Regions from separate parts of the Mus musculus genome. Here regions 2, 3, 4 and 5 are each linked to region 1. The links are chromatin loops, found by intact Hi-C in ENCODE. Cell type or tissue: heart. All regions are shown on one strand. Links, peaks and the distances in the headings refer to the core of each region. The heading gives the core; the rest is flanking DNA.

Region 1 (6,348 bases), core at 670-5,669:
GATGCTATATAGAAACGGGCTTTTGTAGTGGTTCACGCTATGTGTCTGCCTTGCCAGTATGTCTGACCAAACATTCCTCTACATGTTTTTATGAAGGTGTTTGGGAAGACACCGACCTATATGTGAAAGGTCTTGATATGGAGTGTATCACAGTGACTCAGTACTGAAGGCTTGGGTTCCAGTCTGTAATGTTATTGAAACATGGCGCGATCTCTGGGAGAGGTCCTGGGAAGTCCTTAGTTCATTTAGACGTTTCTGAAGGGTAACTTGGGTATTCTTCCTCTTTCTCAGCTACGTCCTCTGTCTCCTCCATCTCCTTGGTCACAGCTATAAGGTGGGTGGCTATTCTTCACCTTTACTCCCTGTTATCTGCTACCTCATCACAAGCCCGGAAACATTAAACTTAACCAACCCTGCATAAAACCATCTACAACTATGAGTCCAACTTAAGGTTTTCTTCCTTAAAAATTGATTGTCTCAGCTGATTTGTTACAGTAACAAACAGCTGACTAACTGGAACAAAAAGCCTACACCTCTCCTCAAGTAAGAGAGAATTCTCCCATAGGCTTTTTTGAACATCATCGGCCAACAAGATCTGACAATATCCAGTCCCCACTGCTGTTTTTCTCTAGATCACCAGGTAATAGATATCTGTGACATCTTGAGTGAGATTGTTGTCCCCTTTGTTCTGAAGTCACTACCCTCATCTGCCTCCTGTTCCACACAGCTGTCCAAGGGGGCGGGGAGGTAGTACAGATGGGTAGTTTTCAAGGCTGATTATACTTACCTCATAATACAAGCACTCAGTACAGATGAACTCCCCAGTGTCTACATGAAAAGGTAAAATGCATTTCAGTATGCAAGCAAATGGCTGAAGTATGAATTGACACATTCCAAATATAAACCCTTTCACCTGTCAGAAATACATAGCCTATATGCATGCATTATTTTTGTGTGATTGGCATAAAAACGAGTAGCAATGCTTAATTGCATTAATTAGCAACTACACTTAATTATTTTCATTAGCAAAATATTCATTTTAAAATTTCTCCTCTTAAAAGCAAAACTTGAGGGTCATCATCCACTTTTCTACCTGGGAGAGTAGGTTACCTCCTCCCTCAGGTGGTGAGCAGCATTCATTTTCCCTTTGGAATGTTTATTATAGCCATATATATCCTAAGACAAGTTAAACATTGCAATACCCCTTTTATTAATATTGTAAATGGCTATGATATTGTCTTAGGATTTCACAGTATGTCAAGCTTCAGTAGTCAGCATGGTGAGTGACCCAGATCTTACCCAGCTACCTCTTGAGAGAATGAAGCTCTCTTGAGCCTCGGGTTTTGACTCCATCTTAGTCTGCCAGCCACTGAGGCCTCTACACAGACTCCTTGGTATCAATCCCTACCACATTCAAATTGAAGGTATACGTCCAATTTATTTTGCTATACATGAGTTTTGTTGCAATGATGTTTCCAGTTTTAAAATCAGACATTTTAGGCAGGTATGAGATAGTCCCACAAGTAAAGGCACTGCCACAACTCTTTTATCTACTTGAACCTAAATAAATGGCTCTTTAGAAGAAACCTAAGATAGTGAGAAAGCCAAACCATTATTGCAGTTCCAGGTTGCAATGTTTGCTGCAGCAGAGGTGGTGGCCAGAGGGTTCCTGCTTTGGATGCTATAGAGAGAATTCAAGGAGAAGCGTTTTATATGATTCTCTAGGTTCATGTGGTCACAATGAAACTCAGCAGAAAGTGATGTACCTACACCCATATCAGAAATGTGGCTGCCCATTTGATTTAAACCATTAAAATTAACAAAATCAAACCAGATCTTTGAACACATGTGAAAAGGGATCCTATCAGTCTAAAGGGGGCATTCACTACACAAGGACTGATTCCCACCTGACACTGCTTGAATGTGCCTGATCCATGTCAAAAGTTGCATGTATTAAGTCCTTTAGTCAGGAAGTGAGCACTCTTATGGCTCAGACAAGTTAAGTCATTTGCCTAAGTCACACAGCATGTGGTTAAGCCGCAGCTAGAACTCCCTCATGTTATTCTACCATCTTTAACCTTACAGAGTGTGCTGCAGGTCACTTTCAGTCAAGACAGTCACCAGAGCAGTGCTGGTGTGCACATCTGAGCATTGTAGTAAACAGGATGTCCCCAAACTGGTGTTTACATGGTAGTTCTCTTAACTATAAACACCATGCTTTATACCATTAAGCATTTTAGAATCTCTTCAGTTGTCATCTTTTATTGATGCTTTGCAACCAAACAAGTGACTGAGGAGGTTTGAAGTCTAGCATTATTAATTATAAGATGTCCCATAGTAACCATTTGATCCATTGTGATCTCTTCTGAACTAGCTGGAGGCTAGTGTCTCCTGTTAACATGGAAATGATAATAAAATATCCAAATCTCCAATGCCTGGGCCATATGCCAACCAGAAAGTTCTTCAGATCCCCTATTATATATGAGGTCTGCTTGGATACCTATTAATTGATCCACAGGACATATTCTTTTAAAGATTCTTCTGCTGCTACTGGAATAATATCAGAAATCTGTAAGAATCCAATTAGCGAGGCATCATTTCATAAAGTCACTGCCACTTTTCCTTAATCAGAGAAAGTCAATTTCCCTTTGGGACATTTCTTGAAGCAGGCTGTTCCCACTGTGAAGGTCATGGTAGAGGGGAGGGCTTGACTTGTGATTGCCCTGTCACCTTCTGTCTCCCTCTAGTGGCTGATTCAGGGACGGCATGCACACAAGTAGAAACCATGAATCTCACCTCAGGTACCCTTGTTTAAAACGCTCAAGGGTTTCCCATTACTTAGACTAATACCCATGATATACCTGGTTCAGGGAGGCCACGTGGATGCTGCTAGCTTCTATGAACACTTCAGTCTCTGATCCTCAAGACGCTCCCATTCATTTTGATTTTAGCCTCCACAACCTTGGTTTGTTTTTTTCCTCTCTGGATTATATCCTCCAGGGCTTTCTATTCCTAGCTTCTGGGTTTATAAAACACAGCCAACTAAGTTACAAGACAAGTGGAATACTGGTGAACATTCTTGTGAGTTTCACAAATCTGAACAAAAAGCATGTAGTACACACCTAGCACATAAGGAGACAATTGGCACAGCATTGCTTATGAAAATATGAAGAGCCCTCGGCTGTGGTGATCACGAACATGAAGTCAACATGGGATTTCCTCTTTCCTTCTCTCTCTCTCTCTCTCTCTCCCCCCTCTCTCTCTTTCTTTCTTCCTTTCTCTCTTTCCTTCTTACCTTTTATTATATTCAATAATATGAAGACCCACTATTGTCCTGAAAGAGAAGGAAAGTGGCTATGATCACTGATAGCAATTATTATATTATCATTATATCAAGAGAGGCTGGCAAAAGATCTTGCTGAGTAGAAGGACTCACCACCAACTCTGAGCACTAAGTTCATCCCTGAACCCTTATGGTGGAAGAAGAAAACCAACTCCTTCAGGTTGTCCCTTGCTTGCTACAAGGGAACCATGATACGTAAACACACACACACACACACACACACACACACACACACACACCAAACAAACAAATAAATTTTAAATAAAAAGTAATCAAAGAATAGAATGTTTTAAAAGGCAATATTCAATTTCTTAAAACAATATATGTGGGAACTGGAGACACATATTTGTTGGGTGCTGTATAGTACATGTGAGACCCTCTCTTTGAGTTCCTCTAACAGAGATCCAAAATAATTTATGACATATATTCTCAACAGTTTCCCAGTTTGGCATCTATAGTAATTGACCTTTCTCTGAATGCGGTGAGATTAAGTGCCTTTCATGTTAATTGCTCCTCTGTATATTTTTTTCATTTGGAACTTTCACTTGTATGCCCCTTGCTGGGTTTTCTACTGTACAAGTGTTCATTGAATAAGATTTGGAGTTGAAGAGAAACCCAAAGGCCACTAAGATACACTTCATCACTCAAGAGCTCCTAAACCCATTTACTGTCTCAAAAGCAGAGGTACTAACAGGGGCACCATCTTTCCTTGGCAACAGCCCCACCCCCAGGAATCTACACTCACTGCTTCATAAGCCTCTAAAATGGAGAAATAATTACATTGAGTTTCAAAAGTAGAACTCACTGTGCTTTTTTTTTTTTTCCAAATAGTAAGTGTTTACAGATCACCTGTATTTACTGGATACTGCTCTAGTCATCTGTCTTCTACTATTTTATTGGTTCTCTTTTTTTTAAAGATTTATTTAATATTCTATCTAAATACACTGTAGATGTCTTCAGACACACCAGAAGAGAGCATCATGTCTCATTACCAATAGTTGTGAGTCACCATGTGGTTGCTAGGATTTGAACTCAGGACCTTCTGAAGAGCAGTCAGTGCTCTTAACCACTGAGCCATCTCTCCAGCTCTCGTTGGTTCTTTCTTGTGAAATCGTGCAAACTCTGACAAATGCAGCAAATAGCTCGGGCTAATAACCACCAGAGACCACAACAAGTGCCCTCACTCATACTCTCCTTTGCTAGAGGAAAATTCTGTGATTAAACATATGTAGGACTGGAGAGGTGGCTAAGCAGTTAAGAGCATGTAGCATTCTTGCAAAAGACCTGAGTTTTGATTCTCAACACCTATTTTGGGCAGCTCACAACCATCTATAACTCCAGCTCCAGGGATAATGCAACACACTCTTCTGACATCCAAGGGCATACCCCCATACAGATGTATTTATACATGCATAATTAAAAATAAAATAAAATATATCTACATACACACACATATATGCACAATGTACATACATTTGAGACTTACTGAAAATACATATTTTCCATTTTTTTTATTAATTCTATTTTGTAACTTTCATTTTCTTTTCAGGAGAGTTTGAGGTCTTTTTGAGACAAGAACTCATATAACCCAGGCTAGCCCCAAGCTCCTAATACTCCTGCTTCCAATTCTCCAATGCTAAGGGTATTCATCACATGCCCCTGGGCCGGTCTTTATTTTCTACCATCCACTCTTCAGATAAATAATCTCAGTGAAGAAAAAAATTCCTTCAGTGATAGTTAGAATATTCCCAGTTTCCTTTTGGTATCATCTCCATCAGTTCGAAATCTCATGAATTAGATTCCCAGTCTTCCAGAAAGTCATAGATCCTGAATAATCATTTCTTCAGCTGAGAGTTCTGAAAGTGAGGAATCACCAATCTGATAGGCTTTCAATTTGGATTAAAAGGACTGAGTAAGAAAATCCCTCAGTACTTACGTTCACACTTAGTAAGTACCCTCAACGTCAGTTCATTTCATGTCTTTCTTCTCTACTTCTCTGCACACATGAGAAACTGCAATTAACCACTAGGGAGTCTATAAAAGCTATAACCGCACGCCCAGGAGTTGCCAGCTTCAAATATTTCATCCTGTTGCCAAATCTCACATGCTGATTTTGATTTAGGATTCATGACTTTCTGCAGGCCCCTGCTCTTTTTGTCATTTGATCATAATATCCGACATTTTGTAGCACCTGCTATGTGTTATCCAATTTTCTCAAATGAAAAATAGCTCTAAGACCTTGACACACCGTCATCCGTAGTTTCAAGCTTCCCTGGGAGCCAAAGCTTTGTGCCCTCAACTGGGCTGTTCTCTGTCCTCTGGTGGACAGACAGCCTTGGTTAAATAGAAGGGCAGATGTGTTTTTCAGGACCAGTGATATTTAAGAGTCAGTGTCAACAGGAAGGAAAGGTGCTAAGTACGTTTTATAAATTGAATGAAAGTTGATAAAAATGCTACTAAAACAGAGGAGTCATAAACTTTTCATGCTAACACTCACTTAGGAAAAATATTTAATGAAATATTAGTAAATGAGATCTAACATTACATTAAATAAATACATGCTACAATCTTATGTGTTTGTTTGAGGAGTGCAAAGCTACTTAAATCTGAGGAGTTGGATTCATAGAACTGACAATATGAGTAGGTCCAAAGAGAAAAACTGTATGACAATTTTCAAATTCTTATATGCATATATTTATATTCATAAAATGTATTAAAATAAGAGTTCATAGCTGGCATGGTGGCACATGCCTTTAATCCCAGCACTTGGGAGGCACAGGCAGGAGGATTTCTGAGTTTGAGGAGAGCCTGGTCTACAGAGTGAGTGCCAGTACAGCCAAGGGCTACACAGAGAAACCCTGTCTCAAACCCCCCCTCCAAGAAAAAGAGAGAGAGAGAGAGAGAGAGAGAGAGAGAGAGAGAGAGAGAGTTCATAGATATTGCCTTCACATATGTAAAGGTGTGCTACAGAGCATCAAGTACAAATCCAGAGACATTTATACTAA
Region 2 (6,348 bases), core at 707-5,706, 450 kb after region 1:
GTTTCTGCTAGCAGTTTCAAAGTTCTTTTACTTGTAAAAATCCAGTTTTCCTGGCACTGTGTTAAGAGATTGCCAGTTTGCCTATGTCAAAGAGGGGTTGCAGGAACCTGTAGTCTATTCTCCTCGTCTCTGTTTTTGTGCTGTGTACTCTTTTGTCCTCATGGGTCTGTAACACAATTTAAGGTATGTACCTCCGAGTAGTGCTTTCCAGTAAGGATTGGTTTATCAATTTACAGTCTTCTGTGTCTCCCTATAAGCTTTAGGATTGCTTTAGGAATTTTCTAGTTCTGTGGAGAACGCCATTACAGTTTTGATGGCCATCCCACTTAACCTCTATTTTAATATAACAATTTCTTTCAGTAACAGGGCCATTTTCACAATATTCATTTTGCCAATCCATGACTATGAGTGGTCTCTCTACTGTCTCATATCTTCTACACTTTGTTCTTCAGTGTCTTCGTGTCTTCACTGCAGAGGTCTTTCACCTCCTTGGCTAGGCTTATTTCCAGATTTCTGTTGCTTTATTTTCTGAAGCTATTGTGGATGAGGGTTTTTTCCCCCCTAATCAAGTTAATTCTGATGTATAGAAAAGCCAGGGGTGTTCATATGTTGATTTTGTATAATGCTACTTTGCTGAACATATCTATCATGTCTACCAGTTTTCTGGTGGAATATTTGGACTCTTCTCAGTATGGAACCATGTGGTTCACAAATAGGAATTATTTGGGTTCTTCCTTTTTTTAATTTGCATCTTTTTTTCTCTCTTGTCTTACTGCTGTAGCTTAGACCTCAAGTAGTGACAAGAGTGGAAAGCGAAGGCATCCTCATCCTAGTCCAGATTCTAGAAGAAATGCTTTCAGGTTTTCCCTACTTAGTACAATACTGGCTGTGTGTCTTTCATATGTAGCCTGTTTATATCGAGGTAGGTTCTATCCCCAGCTTCTTCACAGCTTTTATCATGGAAAGATGTTGAACTTTCTTGAATGCCTTTACCCTATGGATTGAGATTGTCATGTGGCTGCTATCCTTTTGTACTTACGGGTTGGATTGCAGTTATCAATTTGTATATGTTCAACCAACCTTGGACTGAAACCAACTTGGTCACAGTGTAGGATGTTCTTAATGTGTTCTTGAATTCAATTTGCAAGTATTTTATTGAGATTTTAAAAATATTTACCAGGGAAAATAATCTACAGTTTTCATTTTTTCTCTCTCTCTCTCTCTCTCTCTCTCTCTTTCTTTCTTCCTTTCTTTCTTTCTTTCTTTCTTTCTTTCTTTCTTTCTTTCTTTCTTTTTCTTTCCTCTTTCTTTCTTTCTTGTTTTGTTACCAAGTAATGTTGGCTCTGCAAAATGAGCTTGGTAGTGTTGAATGGTAGTATTTTAGTAGACAGATGAGTCCTAGAGGGACTAGGGTAGCAAAATCAAGCAGAAATAAAGTGTGAGATACAAATATAAGCCATTTGTAAAAAAAAATATTCTATCATGATTATTTGTATAATAATTGCCTAGTAGCCATATTTTCAAAAAGTAGCATAAGATTAACTTTTAAAAGGCACTTTATTCAAGCACATATTTGCAACCAATTACAACATAAACTTAGGATCTGTGTAAAAATTGCTGGAGATGTCCCATAGTGTTTTCGGGGCAGTCTGTTCTCAGTGCACCAGTAGCTATATTTTGAATGTTCTGTCGTTATACATGCTACCATCATGGACTGCAAAGTTCAAGGAATAGTACCTATCATAGTGTCACTAAGTCTGGATCACCTTACACTTCAACATTGCTACAACCTACCCATCACACCCTTAGGGAAATACCAGCATTATTCCATTTCACAGAAGATAGCAATATAAAAAAAGAGGTTAACCCCTTGAAAGTCCTGAGTGCACCCAGACGTAGTACGTTTCTGTAACTGTGCTGGACACATACCAGAGGGGATCGTGCACATAAACAGTATGGGTGTGAATGTACAGTTTAGGAAGAAACTGAAAAGACGCTGAAGTCTCCAGAGTCCCCAACAGTTTACCAGGGACTGGACTTGGAGGTTTGGAGGGGGCAAACAAGGAAAGCCCCCAAACAATGGCACAAACACTTTCCTTTTCTGTAAGCTGCTCCCCAACAGCAAACTGCAAAGGGGTACTGCAGATGACCCCTGAAGGGCACCTGGGGCATAGATATTTCACTTCTGTTGCAGAAGACCTCCATCTGAAGCAGCCCCTAGATAGGGTCTCTTTGACCAGCCTGGCAAAGTGGATTTCCCTCGTTTTGCAGACTCTTTATTGTCATTCTCTAAAAGTATTAGGAGAAGAGAGATGGGTGTAACAAAATTAACAGTAATTCAAGACCTGAAAGGGGACAGTGGGAGTTCCAAATCTGTCTCTATTAAGATCCTTCTGACGATGACTCCTCCTCCTTTTCCTCCTCCTCCTCCTCCTCCACTTAAGCTTCTCCCAGTTTAGCAGCCAGGAAGGCTAGTGAAAAAGACTGTTTACACAGCACTGCAGAAAGCTATTCTCATGCTCTGAGCAGGGTACTGCTCTTCTGGACAGGGTTACATTATGCGGAGCTTGTCAGCTCCAAGTGCAAAGACGCTTGGCCCTCTTTTGTTTATTTCTTGCTAGGTGATCCCTCACTGGATTCCACTGGGACTTTTGCGTCTTTCTCCGCTACATTTTCCTCATCAGCAGAGCTCATCAGGAAAACCCCCTACTCAGCGGGCTTCCGTGGGAATTCAATGCTCTCTGCCTTTGATGATTCCGAATTCTATGGGACAAACTACACTACCTCGGAGTCAGGTTTTATGCCACCCAGTTTAACCTTGCAGAACCGGTTTTTCAAGTCAAGGCACACCGAGTAATCAAAAGGCAGGACCAGCTGCATCTCCGATATTTGTCTAATTCTTTTCTGTTTTTCCTTTCCTTTCCTTTCCTTTCCTTTCCTTTCCTTTCCTTTCCTTTCCTTTCCTTTCCTTTCCTTTCCTTTTATTTTCTTTCTGTTCCCTTCTCTTCTCTTCTCTTCTCTTCTCTTCTCTTCTCTTCTCTTCTCTTCTCTTCTCTTTGGGGATGGGCATGGCTACCTTGCCACAGCCTAGGCTCTATACAGTCCTCTGCCACGTGCTTAAGAGCTGTTCAACACTAATGATGCGATCAAGTTTTCTGCCAAATTCTAGAACCAAAGGGAGAGACAAGAAAGAAAATTTCATCAACCGCCCCCAGAATCCATTCCCTGAGGCATTCTGCTGTCCTTATCAGCCAGTCTCGAGTCGCTAGCGACCCCAAGTGGCCAATTTAAAATAACAGTCCCATCATCGACCTCTTCGTTGCTACCACACACCCCTTCATTTTACAGAAAAGAAACACACTTCGAGGTTTTTATACTCCCAAATCTGGATAGAATTTTAAAACTGCAAAGATTGAAGAGTCGCTAATGCCACCTGGACTAGCCACCTCATTTTACCTTATTTTATTTTTGTAATTTGATCAAATTCAAGACTAAGACCTCACACCAGGTAGGTAAAGCTCACACCAGGAAGTTAAACACTAAGCAATGTCCCCAGACCTATCTTATGTCATAGGAAGCAGAGATTCAGACAGGTAAAAGTGTGTTCCATAGGTCACAGAGCACATTAGAGTCAATTTTAGGAATAGAAGAAATGGCTCCCAGAGACTTCATGCTTCTAGATCTTGGTTTCCTAACCAAGAGAAGAAGTCTTTTGTTTCTCCAAACCCCAAAAGAAGAGCTGTTAGGAGACAGCATGCTTTAACAGAGTCAAATTTCAGCCACATACACTCCTAATACACGCACATCCTCTCTTTTCCCTTCTACACTCACAACTGACCAGGAAACATGAAATTGAGTCCTGGCCAAAGAGTCAGGAGGACACTATATTTGGTAAACACAGACAAGAGTCTTATTCTTAGGGGCTGGCCTTTGAGTTAAGGGACAATTTAGATTAGATTTCTACCCTCATAACAGCACAGAGCAGACATTATTGTTCCTATTTTGCAAATAGGAAAACTAGAGCTCATGGGCATGAAGTTGCTTGTCTATAGTCAGGCAATGACTAAATTGTAAAACTTATTTGCATAGTTTTATTTATTAATGTCTCAATTTACCAGCCATCAAATGGCATAATAAAGTCAGTATCTAGAGTAAGAAGATATTAGTGTTCCAAGGGGTCCTTTGTAGAGACTGTCTTCAAACAAAATAAATACACAAGATAAAAATGACTGGTGTCACTTTCAGCAGGAAGACAGGACATAAAGTGAGGGATGGGTTTGCCATCCCACAGTCACACCTCTGACCCATAATTGTTCCTGTCTGAAAGAATTACAGGGATGGACATGGAGAGGAGCCTGAGGAAAAGAAGGTCCAGCGACAGGCCCAAAGTGGGATCCAGCTCAAGGGGAAGTCCCAAAGCCTGACACTATTACTGAGGCTATGGAGCGCTCACAAAAAGGAACCCATTATGACTGCCCTCTGAAAGACCCAACAAGCAGCTGAAAGAGTCAGATGTAGATATTTGCACCCAACCAATGAACAGAAGCAGCTGACCCCATTATTGAATTAGGGAAGGCTGAAAGAAGTTGAGGAGAAGGGTGATCCTGTAGGAGGACCAGCAGTCTCAATTAATTTGGTCCCCCAAGATCTCTCAAACACTGGACCACCAAACAGGCAGCATACAACAGCTGATATGAGGCCCCCAACACACATACAGTAGAGGCCTTCCAGGTCTGTATTCATTCAGAGATGATGCACTTAACCCTCAAGAATCTGGAGGCCCCTTGCCGGGCAGTGGTGGCACATGCCTTTAATCCCAGCACTTGGGAGGCAGAGGCAGGCGGATTTCTGAGTTCGAGGCCAGCCTGGTCTCCAGAGTGAGTTCCAGGACAGCCAGGGCTACACAGAGAAACCCTGTCTCGAAACCCCCTCCCAAAAAAATAATAATAATCTGGAGGTCCCAGGGAGTTTAAAGGTAAGGTGGGGTGGGGGTGGGAGCATACACATGGAGACAGGGTGTGGGGAGGAGGTGTGGGATGTGGAACAGTTGGAGGGTGAATGAGAGAGGGATAAAATATGGAGTGTACCCAAGGAGCTAAAGGGATCTTCAACCCTATAGGTGGAACAACATTATGAACTAACCAGTACCCCTGAGCTCTTGACTCTAGCTGCATATGTATCAAAAGATGGCCTAGTCGGCCATCACTGGAAAGAGAGGCCCATTGGACACGCAGACTTTGTGTGCCCCGGTACAGGGGGACGCCAGGGCCAAAGGGGGGGAGTGGGTGGGTAGGGGAGTGGGGGTGGGTGGGTAAGGGGGACTTTTGGTATAGCATTGGAAATGTAAATGAGCTAAATACCTAATAAAAAATGGAAAAAAATAAATAAATAAATAAAAACAAAAAACAAAACAAAAAAAAATATGGAGTGTAAAAAATAAATTAATTTAAAAAATGACTGGTGTCTTCCTGCATACATAGGATCAACACCCTACATCTACACATGCAAGTTGGTATGGATCACAATCTCAGGGAGGATGACTGGATCTGAAATGAACATGAATGAACTCTTTTTTATTGTGACTATTGCCTGAGCAACACAGTGCAGAAACCGACTACACTGTAGTTACACAGTAAGAGTAACAAGTGACTTAGAGGTGAGTTTAAATATATGGGAAGATGTGGGTGGTGACAAACATTGCACAATCTACAGATATGAATATCCACAGGGATCCTATCACTAACACCCTATGAATATACAAGGTGGATATACTGGGACAACAGAAGATGAACACCCATGCATCTAAATCGGGATTCCCTCAGTGTTTGCAGCATTAGGTCCTATTTCTATCTGTTTCTCTCTGTAACATGAGTTCTGGGGTTTGTTTCATTTAGGTTTGGTAGTCAGCATTGCCAAATTGCTATTGTTCAAACCATAGTCTGGTTCTTTTATTTTAAAAATATTTATGCATGTGTACTGAGGAGGGGGAGGTGAGTGCAGTGCCAAGGAAGGCTTCAGATCCCCTGAGATGGAATTACAGACCACCTGGCATGGGAACTGGGAATCCAACTCTGGCCTTCTACAAGCACAGTTTGTGCTGTTACCTACTGACCTGTATCTCTCAGGTACCTCAAAATGTGCTTCTTAGCTCAGGACCCTCTTCAGGAGAGAAGCAGAAATGAATCATTCAAACTTTGTCCCCAAACCACTTAAGGAGAGCCCTGGGGTCTCTATAAATTTTAAACATGGCACTCTAGACTAAAGTTAATTGTGTCTGTTGCCATTTTTTTTTTGCCACAACTAGAAGAGCTTCCAATTAGATGCAGTTGATTCTTAGCTCAAATAACA
Region 3 (5,000 bases), core at 1-5,000, 340 kb before region 1:
AAGGAGGAAGTTAGAGCCGGGCAGGCCCCGTCTTCATCTTTCTTCCCTGCTGTCATTTGGAAACGTGCATCCTTTGTTGGCAGAGTTCCCCACCCATCCCAGAGTATTATGAGGCCTCAGGAGGAACTACAGATGTTTTCTTCTTTTCTGTCTCCCTTCTGCTCCCCTTGGGAGACCTTCTAGTCCTGTACTTCTCCATGTGGTCTCAGCTTTTCTCTTGCTCGGGGCATCAAGGTCACTGGGACCATTACAGAAGATCTATAGGTAATGTTGAAAATATTTCCTATTCAAGCCAGCCAATGGGTCCAATATTACTGGGGTGTCTTGATCCACACGTGACTTTATGGTTAACACCTATCTAACAAAGTCAACTCCTGGCATTGAATTCGTTGATGGTATAATAGAAAGCATAGCTTCTTGGTCCCAAACCCTACCCCGAGAAGGACCAAGAAGTGAGTATATTAGGTGGAGATAGTGATTTAGAGGTGTTTCAGGTGCTTTCTAGCTAGAAGGGTGTGATAATGCCTCAGCTATTCCCTCTTTCTAGACTTCTGTATTTGGAGGGAGTCTCAGAATCCCAAATCATTTTAAAACCTGAAACCATAGGTGATCAGATTCCAGTTATTACAGGAATCTCAAAGCCCAAACATGCCCAATCCTTTTAAATGGTAAGAACAGAGCACAAGGGATTTGGGAGACAGCCTGTTCTCACCATGCCCAGTGAGTGTCAGCCATGGCACTGTGGTCATGTCTCCTCTTACTCTACGTCTTTCCCTCGCCACTGCTCTGGGGAATGTGGTAAAGGTTTTCTTTCTTCAAATCAGACATTCACTTTTGTGAGGATGTGGTCTCTGGCCTTGTCCTTAGCTTTTAGGAACGGCTTGTAGCAAGTTACTCTCCTGTGCCTTTGGAACTTGTTGCCATCAGTGACATTTGCCTGCAGGTGCAGAGGAAACCTCCCAAGGCACGCAAGGTGCCAGCTCCTCCTCAGTGCCCCTTGCGACCAGAAGCAGAACCAAGTGGCCTAAGGCCTAACAAGAACCTGTTAAGTCATAGCTGAAAAAGTTTTGATTCGTCCAAAAACAGAAGAAATATTCCCATATCTCGTTTTCTTCTGGGGTTATCTGCATGATAAAGCCTCGCTTTGAAGGTCCAGGTATCCTTTAAATGACTGTTCCCATTTCTCCCCAGCAAGATGCTCTTAAAGCTTGACTTTACTCAATTTTGTTCGTGTGTGCTAGCAGAAGGACTTCCGAAACTGCCAGCTACTATTTTGGTGTATGTATGGTTGGGCGGGCTGGATTTGCCTTTCCCTTAAACAATGGGTGGGCTCTGGGAGCTCGGCCTTACTGTCTGTTCTTAAGATCAAAGCAATCAGGCTCCGAGAGATGAAGGTGATTCTCCATTCATACATGATCTTATTCTATCTACATCCATACATTCTCTCAGGCTATCTTCATGACAATGGCTATAGATCTGGATCTGTGCCCCTGCCCCAGCCCCCCCCCCCCACCCCGTTTCTCTGTTTTGTTTTTAGAGGTGTTAAGTACTTTGTCCCCAGAGTACTAACTAACCAGTCATGGAATCAGTGTGTGTTCAGCTCCTTTGGTCAACAGGCAGAAAAGCGCTCAGCAAACAGCAGGTGCTCACTAACAACCCATGGAACAAATGGGTTATCCTAAAGTTCCCGTTCTCTTTCCACTCCCCTCTGCTGCCGGCAAGTGGTTATCTCTTTCAAGCTGACTGAGAAGCAGGTGGCCAAGCCCTTTCTTCTTAGGGCAGCTTTGGGCCATTCTGGTTTCTGTTACCTCCCTGTAACCCCCCAGCTCACAACTGTATCTTTCGGAAACAGCTTAGGAAACAGCAATTTCCCAGCCCCTCGTTGCTGTCGATATGAAGCTGGAGAGTGATATTTCCTTTCCCTTAATTCCTCTGAAAGGCAAACAATGTTTTCCTCGGGAGTTCTGCGTCAGCTCCTGACTTTTGGTAAGCCAGCTGCACGCACCAGTCACATCTTCCCATACAGTGTGAGATCATATCGCCCTTGCTGGTCTTCATTGTGATTATGAAACACATCCCTTGTCACTCTTCACCTGTGTCCTTGGCAGCCTCCTCTGCTTCCCAAACACCATTTGTCTCCTTCAAGTTCTTCGGGGTCCCAAATCAATCATAGGTTTAGAGGATCGTCACCCACAGTTGAGGGCTGGCGGAGCTGAGCAGAGGAACAGACACTTTCAAATCAGGGGTGCGGTTTAGGAGCGCCCACAATCAAAACGAGTTTTGTCTAAAAACACTCAGGAGAGGACGTGGCAAGGTATCAGATGAGGAAGCACCCATATCCGTAGATTTTCACGGAGACTTTGTCGTTCAAACTAATGAGCAAATGGAGAATAAGACCTGTGATGAATGCAACTGAGTTCCATTTGGAATTAAAGCCTCTAATAAAAGCCTTTTTCTGTGGTTTCAATCTCCCTCACCACCATCGTCTTGAGCATTAAAAATAGATTTTTTTTTTAGACTGAGAGTTTTTTTGTTTTTTTTTTTTTTTCCTTAGTGGAGGGGTGGGGCAGGAATGGGCATTTTTCTTTACCTTTCTCTTTCCTTCCATTTTTTTTTCTCTTACTTTAAAATTGTGATAGGAATTAAGGTTTTGAAGGCACATAACAGATGATGGGTTTAGGGCTTCACCGTGTTCTCTCTAGGGACATACATACACTCGAGTGCCTCTTTACTGGGGCTCAATCACAAATGCAGTGTTTTCCACAGGATGCCATTTTTAGACTGAATTATAGGAAGTCTGCAGCACTAATAAATGGACAAGAAGCACTGAGTCACAGAATATGGTCCCGTGCCAAGGTGAAGGCCAGCTTGGCCTTTAGCCAGTGGACTGTAGATTGATGTTACAACAGCGAAAGTAAAACCAGTTGCTTACAAAGGAATGATCAATCAGCTGACAAAGGTCCAGGCATTTAGCCCCCACTCTTAAGTTCCACCTCTATTAATAGTAGCATATTTTGAACTTTATTGGTAGTCTTGGAGTCTCCTACTCTGAGGTGGGTTCATTGTGAGATTCTTAAAATCAGATGTAATTTGGGGAGGTGAACATTGGACAAATGTTGATCTTCCTGTCTCTCTAATGAGCGATGTCTATTTATTTGTCTCCATGACACAGTATACAGAGCAATAGTCACGAGGCTTCTTCAAACCCAGAGCTGTGGGTGTCTTCTTCAGATATGGTACTAACTTCCAGTAGCCCTGGATCCTGGGGCTGTGCAGTCGGCTTTCTCAGGTCCTCTCTGATTTGAGGAACTGTCATTCTTCTCCAGGACAAACTGATCTCCCTGTGTCATTTTGACCTGACTTAGATGGGAGCTACTTCCTAGGAGTTAGGAAGTTGAAAGCCAGTCAGTAGACTCTTGTTCCCACTATGGATGAACTCACAAGCTCAAGCAGCTGGGAGGATGGGGGAAGAAAAGGAACTTTGTGATGAAATTAGGGTGGCCATCATCATCCAATATCCTCAGAACAGTCCTTGACTGTAACTCACAGATCTGAAGATGGCCCTGAGATGCCTTCAAAAGGTCTTAGGCAGTCAATAGAGCACAATCAATATATTTGGAGTAAAACATGTTTTTAAAAATACCTTAGGAAACATTTCTTCTTATAATATTTTGTTAGTTTATTCTTGGATCTATTGGCTAGTGTCACAGAGTTCTAGATTTTGGAGAATTTCTAAACCATTGCTAATAAGCAGCACATTTTATATGTAGATTATGCCTGCAGCAGGCCAGGAAAGAGCCTGGGTTTTTGAGTCAGACCTAGATTTAAAGCTCACCTTGGGCCTACAGTGATGTGCCTCTCCTCAGGTTCAGTGTTGTCGGACTGAGTTAAAGCAGATGAGTTTGAAGAGCACACACACAGAGCATGATCAGTGTTCAAGGAAAGGAAGTGAATGTGTTCTATGGCTTGGCCATTGCACACAGTATACATACGTCAGGTTATCACAGCACATCACAGATGTATATCATCAACTTGCTTCAGTTTCTTACGTTAATAAAAACAAAATGTTATGATTAAAAAATGTTCGTGACACAAATAAAACTTCCGGCACAGTCCTCAGTTTGACTCTGAGCATCAGTTTAGTCTCTAGTCCATAAGCCTGAAACTTATAGGAGAGCAAGACAGACAGAGAAGGCCAGCTCTCTCATCACCTCTGGATCAGTAAGGCCAGACACCCTGTTGGTAGGTGGTCACTTAGGACGAGAACACACAGGCTTAATAACATTCCATTCAGGATTACAAGGAAGCTGCAATTCTTTTCAACTTGAAATTTTAATTAAATGTACTCAAAGGGAATGCAGATGAGGCCACCAAACAGGGTCATCCAATGGTTACTGGAGGCTCAAGCCAGCTGCAGAGCAAACCCCACTGAAGGGTAAAGCTTCTACGTATTGATAGTTCCAGCATTAATAATATTTCAAACCAGATTCATAATCATGTAATTATCAACACAATTCATATCACACAGCATGTGAGGGCTCTGAATTATTAATCACTCCAGTTCACTCTCCACACAGAGCACCAAGCGACAATTTCAACTCTCCAGCAAAATGAGTATAAACTCAGGGGTGGGAACATAGTGGAGAAGCAAGCCGAACACTCACTTAGTATCTGCCTGGGGACCATTAAATAACAATGAGTGCCCTGTCTACAGCACCTGTGGGGATGGCAGTTTTAAAGTCCAAGCTTGAGTGGACTTGGCTTGGCTCCCAAAGCCTGTGCAGGGCAAACTATGATTAATGTTCTTGAGGTGCTTTCTCAATCTCAGTCTCCATATGCACCCCAAGGGGCAGGGCGATGCTTTCATGTCAATGGGCAAGACACAGTAAGGATGGTCTTATAGTCCGTCTTACTCCAGTGTGGCATGCCTCCACAATTGGTATCATGTACCCACCTTAGGACGTCAGAGTGTCTTCACAGGACTCTTTTAGCGTTGGCCT
Region 4 (6,348 bases), core at 798-5,797, 530 kb before region 1:
TTCTTTAAGGAATTTATCTATTTTCTTTTTAAGAACCTCTATCATGCCCATACAGGCTCTGTAAAATTCTTCGTCTTGTGCTTCAGCTATGTTGCAATACTCATGGCTGCTGGGCTTTATTGGAAACATTGTCCTGGCTCTTATCAATTATGTTTTTACTCTGGCATCTAGGATATCTGGATTTGGGAATATTGTAATTCTAAGAGCTGATATCTTTTTTTGTTTTGTTGTTTTGATCTTTGGTTTCTGTTGTCCTATCTGGTTCCTAGGCGAGTGTGGTGTGTGTGTATTTATTGCCTGGTAGGAAATCTTCAGAGGAGGTGTTGTCACTTGGAGTTCTGGGTAAAATGTGTTTTTAGTGGACCCTTATAGAAGGGAACAGGCTGGGGTTGTGCCTTAGGGGGTCCACAGGAGGGAAGAAAGCAGGAAGTTCTACCAGATTCTGTTTGGTTCCATGGGAACCCGGGCAAAGAGTAAGGAGATGCCACATCGGGTGCTGGGGATGAGACTGGGCATTGGATGTGGAGGGGAGGAGGGAGAGTGAAGAACTTAAGCCTGCCCACCTGATTTGATGACTTTCTTGCTTCTCTGTTAGACTTGGCAGGCAGGATCCCAGACAACGCCTGCTGGTGTTGGGGGCCGAGATAGCAGGACCAGTGGAGAAAAAAGTTAGTGGAGAAGATTTTCATGATCTATTGGATATCGGGGTGGAGTAGAAGGGAGGATGCAGCAGGAGGCTTGCTGTAGAGATGGAGTGAAACTGGAGAGCTGGGAATGAAAGAGAGGAGGAAGAGGAAGAGAGAGAGGGGGTGGGAGAGATTGGTGAAGATCTGTAGTTAGTCTGCCTGCTTCTCTGGCTTGAGTGGCCTGCAGGTTCCCAAGGAATACCTGCTAGAGTTGGGGGTTGGGATAAAGCATTAGGTGTGAGGCAGTTTGGAGGGGAAGGTGTGTGTGATATACTGGAGACAGGGTAGAAGAGCAGGGGAGAGGGAGGCTGCAGCAGGCTGTCTGCAGCCAAGCTATAGATGAGACAGGAGAATTGGATTTGAAGGAGTGGAGGCAGAGGTGAAGATGAGCAGTTCCTTGTTTTCAAATGCTAACTCTAATCTCTCTGAATTTGATTTTCGCTGGATACCAGGACAGTGCAGATGTAATTAATAAAGATGAGGTTGTACTGGACAATGTGGGCTGCTGTCATATGGAGTCTTGGTACTTCTCTAAGAGAAGGAATAGGCTGTATACCTGGTGGTGGCATAGTCCTAACCTGAGCACTTATATGACTGAGTCTAGGGCCAGCCTGGGCTACCTAGTGAGGTTGTCTTTTAAAAAGAAACCACAAACAAAGGTTTAAATTTTATGATTGAAAAGGAAAGAAAAAGTGAAATTAATGAAACGTTTTAATAATTGTACAAAATCTTACTCGCCAGCTTTAGCAATATTAACAAGCTGTATACAATCTGAAGTGTTTCTTTATATCAGTCATAATAAACTTGACCATAAAATGGAAGATGGAGAACATCCTAGTCACAGTAAGTCATATTTAAGATCTACTTAAACAGAGGGCATGTAAGAACTTCTGTACCTGGTCCTGAGGATGGAGCCTGGGTCCTCACACGTGTTAAGCTGTATCCCTTATCTACATTAGAGCTTTACAGAGAGCACCCTAAAGCTTTAGGAAGGAAATAGACAAAGACTTGAAAATGTGAATATGATATTGCTATCATGAGGCGAATGCAAAAACTATAATGGCTTCAACTTAATAAAACTTGTAAGTTAATTCAGATTCAAAAAAGTTCAAGATGATTTGTTGCTAGTTAACACACATTTTCCAATTAGTGGCTAATGTTAAAAGTCCATGGATAGTTAAATTAACTTTTAAAGAGAGCAGCACATAAGGGGGATTCTTGAGTAGATACGAAGGGTCTCTATGGAGCCCTGAACACTCAGTCCAGGCTGTCACAGCACTGTTCACCTATAGCAACAAAGTTTTGAGTTATGAGAGAGAATTCACGTACACTAAGGGGCTCAATATCTGACAGAAGCGGCAAGACTCACTAGTGGGTACAGACAGATCTTGAGAAGTGGATACTGGGGAAAGAGCTTATACGATTCAAAAAGTGGAGCAAGAACGCTATCTCAGACCACAAGCAAAGGGAGGATTGTTTTCATTATCAGAAACCATACTGTGAATCATAAAAGTAGGCGTTAGCGAAAACAATAGACTTTTAAAAATGGAATTCAAAACGCAGTGAGCAGCATGTTAATAATACACAACAAACTGCTGTGAACCAGCAAGCAAAAGGTAAGAAAATAGACTCAATCAAAAGATTCAAGGAAGAGACCTGAAAAACAAGAACAGCCCAATCATTTAATATAACATATATATATATAAAGACAATATCTCAAGGTATAGCCCTGCTAGCCAGGAACTTGCCATATAAACCAGGCTTGTCCAATACCCACAGAGATCTTTCTACTTCTGCTTCCTGGGTGTTGTGATTAAAGGTGTGTGCCATTATGGCCAGTTTTTTTTTTTTTTTTTAATGTGTGTGTGTGTGTGTGTGTGTGTGTGTGTGTGTATGTATGTATGCCTGAGTGTCTGCATATGCGTCACCGGTGTGCAATGCTCAAAGAAAGTGGAAGAGTCTGGAATATAAAAATCTGTAGAGAGGAGAAGAAACAGGAAGCATGGGATGATAAAGCAAGGAGCACACCTCAGGAGTTACATAAAGCAGATTTGGTGATGGGAGCTAGAAAGAACCAGTTAAGAAGAAAGAAAGAAAACATCATAAATGTTTTAAAGCAAAGAGAAGAAAATTATCCAACAAGTGGGGTGACTGGCAGCCATGCTTAGGGAAGATCAGGACGCCAGGAGCTCCTGTACTTTGCCAAGGGGGCTCACCTGCCCAGGATCAGAAGGTCGGCTTGATTTACGATGAAAACGGGCTCTGTTTAAGAACAGGCCACAAGATGGCGCTGTGAGCCAGTAAGAATATTCACCCATTCCAGGAGCCCACCAGTGTTTACCTTTTCATGGCTTTCTTTATTCTTTGCTAATATACTGCAGCCGGATCGCAGGCAATGTTTGTCTATTAAAAATGTTGGCATTTGGAAATAACATTCCCAATCTTCATGATTCCTGCTTACTTTTCGTATAATCCTCAGGAGACGTTGGAAAAACCTTCCTTCTAATCCCCGTTCTAACACAGGAAGCCAGCTCTAATTCCTAATTTACTAAAAGCACTCATAAAACTGTGTAGAGTCACTGCTGGCATTTGCTAGTCCTTGTGGACTTCCAGGTGGGAAAATATAGGGGGATATAAAGAGAAGGAGAGGAGAAGGGTCTAAGACTGGTCAGGAAAGCCAAGAATACAAGCCACGATCACAGAACACAGGAACGAAGGAGTGGGAATATCCATATAAGGACTGTGTTTCTTGCAGGGTAAAACAAACAAACAAACAAACAAACAAGCAAGCAAACAAACAAACAACTTGTTACCCGGAAGTCTGTAGTCACTGAACTTTTCACAGAAACCTGCACTATCTAATGTTGTCACGCATGAAGAACAGCAGATGGTTTAAAGGAGCCATCAAAAACCGATGATTGAAAACGCCAATTTTGATCACAGGAAGTCAGATATGGTTTAAAGGGCATTTGGCACCTAAGGTGCTCTGCTTTCTTCTGCATCCCTTTTGATTTCCTGAAGTCTCCTGTGTGTCAGTGGTATAAGCAACCCCACAACACACCAGGACAGAGAGACACAGACAGACTCAGAGAAACGTTGAAGGCTACAAAGCAAGTCACAAGTGCAATGGCAGGTGACTAGGGTTTTATCTGCAAAATGGGGTCAAGACACCCACCACTGTAGAGACATACTAAACGTTACCACACAGCCAATGCAGAGTCAGTAAATGCTGGCAAGGCTAATTATTTGGTAACAGTATCTTCTTCTAATAATGTATATGTTGAGTCTTCGGTTGCAGCAACAAAGGTTAATTTTTAATGTAACCAATAACGATCTGATAAATCACTTTCCTGATTTCAACAAATTCATTGTCCATTGTCTTTGTTGAGAAAACAATTGCATGAGCACAGCATAGCTTCAGTACTAGCAGAAAGCATAACGTGGCTGGGGGAATGATGGAGAGTCTTACAGACCCACCTTGGGTCCATAGAGCCAGGGAAAATGGGTACCTTTGGCTGACAATCCTTGTCAGAGAAGATACAATTATCCGAGGAGAATACCAGAGTGTTACTTTAGAATTTTATTGCCAGCCCTAGAAAGATCCAAATGCTCGTTCATAAGAAGTTCCTAGGATGAAGGAAACCTGGAATAGCACTTAGACAATCTTTGTGGGTTGTTCTTTAGGATACTATGTGCCAGACACTGTTACATTTCTTCATTTGTCTCTCCTTAGAGCCATAGCTTGTTAGATTCTTGCTTTCTCTTTTAAAAATATTATGATCATCATCATTATTGTATTGATGTGACCAATCTGCTGTGACCAATACTCAAGAGAACAATTTAAAAGGAGAAAAGATTTTTGTCTCAAAGTTTCAGAGAGCTCACTCCATGGTGATCTGGCTCCATTGGATTTGGGCTGTGGTGGGAAAGAGAATCATGGTAGAAGACTATGGAGAAGCAGAGCTGTTCAGCTCATGGTAGTCAGAAAGGGGAGAGGAAATTGGTGGGTGGTAGAGGGAGAGACAGAGAGAGAGAGATAAAACAGAAAGGTGCTAGTGGGCTTCTTCTACCTTATCCTTTTTGTCTGTGCTGGTGATCAAACCCAAGATCTCACACACCACAGGCAGGCATTTTATCGCTGAGCCCCAGCCCTTCTTGTTCTTTCATTCTATTTAGGCCTTCAGCCCAGTGGATGGTGCTATCAACATTCAGGGCTGACACTCCTTCCTTGGCTAATCATCTTTGGAAATGTTCTTATCCCACTCCACTCCTCCTTATCAACAGCAGAGATGTTTTCAACTGTGCTACTCAATAAAATCACATTGAAGATCAAGGTTAACCATCACCTCTTTGAAGGAAGTGGAACCACTGTCTAAGGTAAGGAGGCAGGTCGCCGAGGCATGCTGGACCAGAGTGTCAGGACAGAATAGAAATCTCTATACCTATACCTATATATATACCTATATTTATAGGTATATACCTATACTTATAGGTATAGCTATAGGTATGCAGGCGTGTGTGTGTGTGTGTGTGTGTGTGTGTGTGTGTGTGTGTGTGTATTGAATCAAGAGAGTTAATCTCAGATAGAAGCATTTTGGGAAAAATGGCAGTTGCAGGTGACTCCACCGAGTAGTGTCTGGAACTTAGTCACAGGCCCAACAGCATGCACATCTCTCATTATCTGATGACCTTCCTGCCATGCATGTACTTCAGGATTTGTAAAAGTGTGCAGGTCATTATCACGGCTGTCATTTGACCTTGAGCTGGCTCATTCTAGGAGGGCATCTCTATCTAGTGCCTTGTTGCAGTTTCCAAGGACCAATCTAGTTTCCACGTGCTTGAACCATTTCTTTCTCTTCTTCCTCTTTTTTTTCCCCTTAGATATCAGCTAATAGCACGTGCCTTGGAACTCCAGCACAACATAAAGTCTTTGTCGAGGCACAAAGGTTGGGTCTCCCTCCCCTCCTCCCTGTGCTTCTTGCCCATCCTGCTCAGCCTCTGAAACTGCCTCCAAGAAATTGGCTACAGGACCCAGGCGTCATGTCTGAGCTATTTATCAGTGAGAAGGTGAGGGCAGCTAATCAAACAGCTAAGAAAGGAGTTGGGAGATTCTTCATGCCTACAAAAGGTCCTTTAGTACTAGCACCAGTTTGGGAAGCCTTGGAGCCTTAGGTTCAGTTTACTATTCAAAGCCTCCTCAGTGCCCCCACGGAAAAACCAGCCCTGCAGGCAGACAACACAGTCTACTCGCCCCGCCCTGTCCCGCCCCGCCCTGTCCCGCCCCGCCCCCTGCCCCGCCCTCTCCAACCCCCTCCTGTAGCCTTCAAACACGTTTCTCTCCAAGATGCCAGGGAAGCAAGGCCACACAGCAGCCACAGGTTATCTTATCTTCTGGGAGAATAAATGAAAACCTGTTTTCAGCAAGCAGCTTTTCAAGAAGGCGGAGTCGTCCTAAGCACTGACTGACTTCTGGATGCATTCTGGCTCTGATAATTCCAGAATATCGCCAGGGCACCTCCTCCACTGTGCGCTCCTTGTTGGAATATACGTTGTCTTTACAAGGCACAAATAGTTGAACTGCATAATGTAACCCGATGTTCTGACAACCTCACTTATACTCAGGCTAAATTTAAAGGTCACCACGCAGAGAAATAATGGCAAG
Region 5 (5,000 bases), core at 1-5,000, 66 kb before region 1:
AGAGAGAGAGAGAGAAAGCAAGCTAAAAGGTCATGAAGGAAGACATCATGTATGCATATCTAATGACAAGATTCATTGCAACAGACTTAGTCAGAAACACAACCTTGTACAAGGACCACTATAACTTTATTCAACAAACAAACAAAAGGAGAAGGACATATATAACCAATAGTCCAATCTAGTAACCAAGAGTAACCAAGGAATGTGTCTCCTTCAGTATTTGACCTTTCAAACTTTAAAATCCCTTGCCTCTCTGAGCTTTGGTGTACCATGATGCTAGGATTCTGGGTTGTGGTGCTCAATCTAAAAGACATCATCTTTGGAGAACCTCTTCCTGTGTTGGACTGACATAACTGACTCCTCTTAGAGTCTAACAACTTCCCCAGGTGTGTAGCTTGGTAACTACTCAGAAATAGTTGCTTTGGAGAAATGCTCACATTTATCCAGTGTTCTGATCACTGCCTTAATCCACTTCCTCCTTGGTCCTCCATGGTAAACACTACTGGTTTCTTTTCTTTACATATGAAGAAACTGAAGTCAGACAGGATGAGTAGCTCAGCCATGGTCACCCCACTACACACAATATTCCCTGTAGCACTGTTTTATGTAGCACAATTCCAGAAATGACCAAATGTTTAGGGACATTAAACCCTACACTTGAGTTGGTTGATGTCCTTATAAAGATGCCTCAAAATGAACCGCTGATTTTATCTTTGCATATTCAAAATTTTCAGACATTTTAAAAAGAAAGTCTCTCTGTCTCTGTTTCTCTGTATCTCTCTTTCTATCTCTCAAACTTTTGTTTACTGTGTCAGCCTGTCATGGTACCTTTTCTTTTTTACCTCATAGAACACTAACATTGTAATTGGCACGGCTTACAGACATGTACCAAGGGAACATATGGTATAGAACCTGGGATGTTGGAAGTCATAAGTGCTTCCTTGTTTTGTCCTCTATCCCTGTAGATCAGAAGGTACTTAGGGATTGCTCAGCAATGGGTCTTTTTACACTTTTACTCAGTGAACTCGGCCAGATCCATCATTACTGTTCCCATCCTGTCTCCAGACTGATATTTTTGAATCTACTTTTGCCAGCCTACAATATGTCTTCCCAAAGGTATCTAGAGCAAGGTGACATAGTTCCCCCTGTCCCAGGGACACAGAGGTTCTTGCAGTTCACCATGACAAACAAAGACATTTCCACTGCCTGTAAAACTTTGACATGGCTCTTCCCTCTGACAGGACATAAAAATGTTGGCCACACTCCTTTTGTGATGTCTATGGTCTAATGTCCCCTCACAGGCAAGGCGTTTTCTGACTTCACTATCTAAACAAGTAAAACACACACACACACACACACATACACACACACACACACAGAGGCACACACACAGACACACACACATGCACACACACATACATATACACATACACATACATGTACACACACATATACACACACATATACAAACACACACATATATATACACACATGCACTTACACACACACACAAACATACACACATCTCAGTCTATACTGATATGTGCCTCTTTCTGTTACTTCTCATACTCCTTGAGCATGTTGCTTGAGTACCATCTCTCTCCATTCTGCCCAGCCTAACATGATGTTCAGAATGTTGACTATTCAGTAAATATATTGATGATTGATGCAGCCTTCATTTACCACTGTCAGGCCTGCTACTATTAAAAGTGGCTATTGAGTACTGACACACAGCAAACAGTACCCAATATGTGACTGGCTAAACATTTGAGCAGCATATTCTCATACAAGCCCCATAATAGCCAATCAGATATGCATAACATCAATATGGTCCATGCACAACTGAGGAAACTGAGGCTCTATGGGAGGTTGCAGAACTCAGCCACTTTTGAGCTTTGCAGGATTATACATGAGCATATATAATGAAAGTGCAAAGTTCTTTGGTGGCTCTCAAATTGCTCTTTGCAGATAGTAACACATTGTGTGCACTGACTGCTCCCATAATGCACCGCACACCAGGCAAGAACTGACCTCACACTGAATGCCCCAAAGAATAAGTCTCTGAGCAGTTGGAGGAACAGTTCAGGAGGAAAGAGGACTTTGTGCCCACAAGGGACTTTCCTTAAACACAGCATGGAAAGGGCGTTTGCTGTGTCCACTTTCTGATCAGATAACAGTTTGACACTAATTCTTCTATTTTCCATGGGCACCAAAGCCAGTCCTGGACGTTATCGCCCATCGGTTATCTGTGTCGCCTGAAGGAACTCAGGCAAGGTACAGGAAAAAGGTGGGGGTATTGTTGTAGCTTCCTGCTGGCCTGCACACTGGCCTATTGTTGCTGTTATTTTTTTTAAGCTATCACATCACAATTATTTCGGCAACATCCTCTTTCCATCCTGAAACCAATACAGTATTTATTGAACTACACAAACTGCGTCAATGTGCAATTCTTTCTGCATTGTTGCATATTACTGCATATTCTTAACAATATGTTTCTACTGAATCCATTGAAAACTTTTGCTAATTGTAAAACTTTCTGGGGCAAATATAACGACTAATCTCTGTTTTATCTGTATAATAAATGATTACTTATTAAAACAATATTTTGGTAATTGCTTCATGAAATCAAATGGAACCTTGCTGAATTACCATACTTTTAAAGAAAGCTATCTCTTAGGATATTATTAAGCACAGAATTCTGCTATGGTTCACTGAAGCACTACCATGGTTTCATTCCCATTTTACAGACAAGGAAACTGAGCTTAGCATACTCTAGATGAATGATGAGTGTTGGATGTTCACTCTGTTGCTTAGAGGTCCCACTCCTGATTATACTACAGAAAATGCAAAGGGCCCGTTTTGGGACATTTTACCACTTGAACTTGTGTCCCAGCAGAATTCTTTGAGTGATGGGTATACAGAGCACGAGCTCCACAGAGGCCCTTGATTCTTTATGAACACCGCTGACAATACCAGCACACTCTATACCAGCTTGTTTCTACTCTCCCCTCCTCAGTATCTATGTGAGAGTGAGAGTGAGATGTGAACTACACTCTTTTTCTTTTGATGCTCACCAGTTGCTGGGGCTTTTCCTTGTACTCTCATTTTGGAGACAGTAACTGTGACTTGTCAAGAGCCACACACTCAGAGGCTTGCCACTGAGAACCTGAATACAGCGGAAGGGTTATCTACATTTTACTGAACACGTGAGAACCACAGAGGAAGAAGTCTCTCCCTGAGCTACACAGTCAGCTGGAGGCACACAAATTACTCAAAGTCTAAGTGAAGCAATATTTGTTGAGAACCTTACCATATTTCATGAAAAGGTAATTTCATGGAATACCAGAGATGTTGGTAATAAGGCAGGAGAATAACTGACGTTATGGGAGCTCTTCGAATTTGGTTAGGTGCTACGTAAAATCTTAAATGCAGCATTTTAAAAATATTTCTCTTTGTCTACAACTTCCTGACAAGAACTTATCTCATTAGACAGAGAATTCTTCTCAGAGTTTGATGAAGGGAGGACACAAAAGGCCTGCCCATTCCAAGAATGGCTCCTTAACTTCCAACGTTAGAATGAGCCGAATGTAGTTGTCTGAAGACATTACCTTCATATCCATGGATTGCTGAGGCAAACACAGAAAGATGGGCAGATTTTGGTGTCCTAGTAAAGAACTCTCCCATCGTCTGTGAGGACATTTCCTGCTACACTTCTGTACTTCAGAGCATGTAATTCTACGAAGCTCTCTAAGAGCGGTAGCACAAAAAAACACATTCAGCCCAAGTCAGAGCCCTGGTCTTCTAGGGAATAGTAGCAACGCTGTCACAAAGAACATTAAATGGCTCCCACAGCTGAGCTCATTGGATCTCTGGTTATCTGTGTTATATTCAGAAGTCCTTCTCTAACTGATCCATCTGGCCAAACGGAGGGAAATAGCAGTCTGTCATCTCTGAATGCTGATCCCCCGCATGATGGAGTAGTCTGTTCTGAAATGTCCACACTCATAAACAAGGCCTAAGGCTGCCACCCCATCAGCTGTGTGTCATGGGCAACTCAACGTCTCCATTGTTAGTTGGTTCTTCTATAAAAGCAGAGCAAAGCTGAACAAAAACAGCGATTTACCACAGTCACAGACTCTGTGACTTCTCCACAGTGTTCTGTGACTATTTCATTCAATGAGTACATACTCCAGGGCAGACTTTTTATAACACTGAAGTCACGTGGACAACCATCCACAGCTGAGAACTAAGACAGTGTTGATGAAATCATACTCATCAGCATGGTGTCCTGGGTGCTACCATAGGTCATGACCTCATGAGTCCATATATGTCCAGTAAAAAGGCTGGACACACAGGATGATTTTTACAGTTATGAGAAAAATGAAATTTACGTTATTTTCTAGGAGTCTTTACACAAGAAGGCCTTTGAACAAAGCAAGTATCTTTGTTAGGGTATGGAGAGCTACTCTCTGGCTAGAATATAAATATATAAAGAGCATATGTATGAAACTCGAGTGCTGGAATGTTTCTAAAAATATCCCTCCTACCTCCACATTCTTTCTATTGTCTTATTTCATCACCTGTACAGATGAAGAAAACTGGGTACAGTCCACAAAGGTATCAACAGAGGTATAAAAAGAATATGACTCTGAGTCATGGTCCAGCTAGCAACACTCTTAGTCATTGAAGTCATGTCTCTTCAGGACAGTTCCATAGACACTGAGTGGATTAATTCACTGCTGAAGGACTATCTTACATTCTGTCTGATGTTTATCAGCATCTCTAGCTTCTACTCATTGGATGTCCATAGCTCTTCCTATGGTTAGAACAAGCAAAATGCTGAGTGCCACCCCTCCCCCCAGCCATATGAGATCAAAGAATATACACTACAGAAGGGACAACAGCCCTCCATGCTGCTGAAAGCCAAAGCTTAGCTCCAGCCTCCTCCCTACTCCTTCAGTATTCCACTAGCCTCTAACCCACTTCTGCTAGTCATAGGT

Evidence for each region. Hi-C counts contacts between places; a loop is a spot of excess contacts. Peaks named below come from ENCODE experiments on the same cell type or tissue, not always from the same donor. Only the 100,000 strongest peaks of a DNase experiment are listed, where the experiment ranks them.
Region 2: it touches region 1 in a loop (4-fold over the local background); 2 of 42 quality-filtered maps call a loop at or near these places.
Region 3: a loop joins it to region 1, with 2.0 times the contacts of the local background. A loop is called at or near these places in 3 of 42 quality-filtered maps.
Region 4: a loop joins it to region 1, with 7 times the contacts of the local background. A loop is called at or near these places in 8 of 42 quality-filtered maps.
Region 5: it touches region 1 in a loop (2.7-fold over the local background); 3 of 42 quality-filtered maps call a loop at or near these places.

The regions. Positions count from the first base shown.
Region 1 is chr5:44,828,753-44,835,100 of GRCm38, forward strand. No RefSeq gene overlaps it. Among named protein-coding and RNA genes, the nearest start is that of Ldb2, 32 kb to the left of the region's middle. In heart, for the core only: a CTCF peak has its summit at 2,749 (motif pointing left); no DNase peak of the experiment used is centred there.
Region 2 is chr5:45,275,562-45,281,909 of GRCm38, forward strand. The region is part of intron 4 of D5Ertd615e (DNA segment, Chr 5, ERATO Doi 615, expressed); the gene reads right to left. Among named protein-coding and RNA genes, the nearest start is that of Gm46912, 120 kb to the left of the region's middle. In heart, for the core only: a CTCF peak has its summit at 3,276 (motif pointing left); a DNase peak (open chromatin) is centred at 3,250; H3K4me3 peaks cover 951 bases; H3K27ac peaks cover 910 bases.
Region 3 is chr5:44,492,448-44,497,447 of GRCm38, forward strand. All of the region lies in intron 5 of Ldb2 (LIM domain binding 2), which reads right to left. Among named protein-coding and RNA genes, the nearest start is that of Gm40297, 64 kb to the left of the region's middle. In heart, for the core only: no CTCF peak of the experiment used is centred there; DNase peaks (open chromatin) are centred at 1,804 and 2,854.
Region 4 is chr5:44,301,409-44,307,756 of GRCm38, forward strand. Gm40296 (a long non-coding RNA gene) reads left to right here and starts at 4,889. Exons shown (of 4, transcript XR_868403.3): 1 at 4,889-5,063. In heart, for the core only: a CTCF peak has its summit at 2,977 (motif pointing right); no DNase peak of the experiment used is centred there; H3K4me3 peaks cover 305 bases; H3K27me3 peaks cover 857 bases.
Region 5 is chr5:44,762,931-44,767,930 of GRCm38, forward strand. The region is part of intron 1 of Ldb2 (LIM domain binding 2); the gene reads right to left. Among named protein-coding and RNA genes, the nearest start is that of Ldb2, 34 kb to the right of the region's middle. In heart, for the core only: no CTCF peak of the experiment used is centred there; a DNase peak (open chromatin) is centred at 2,241.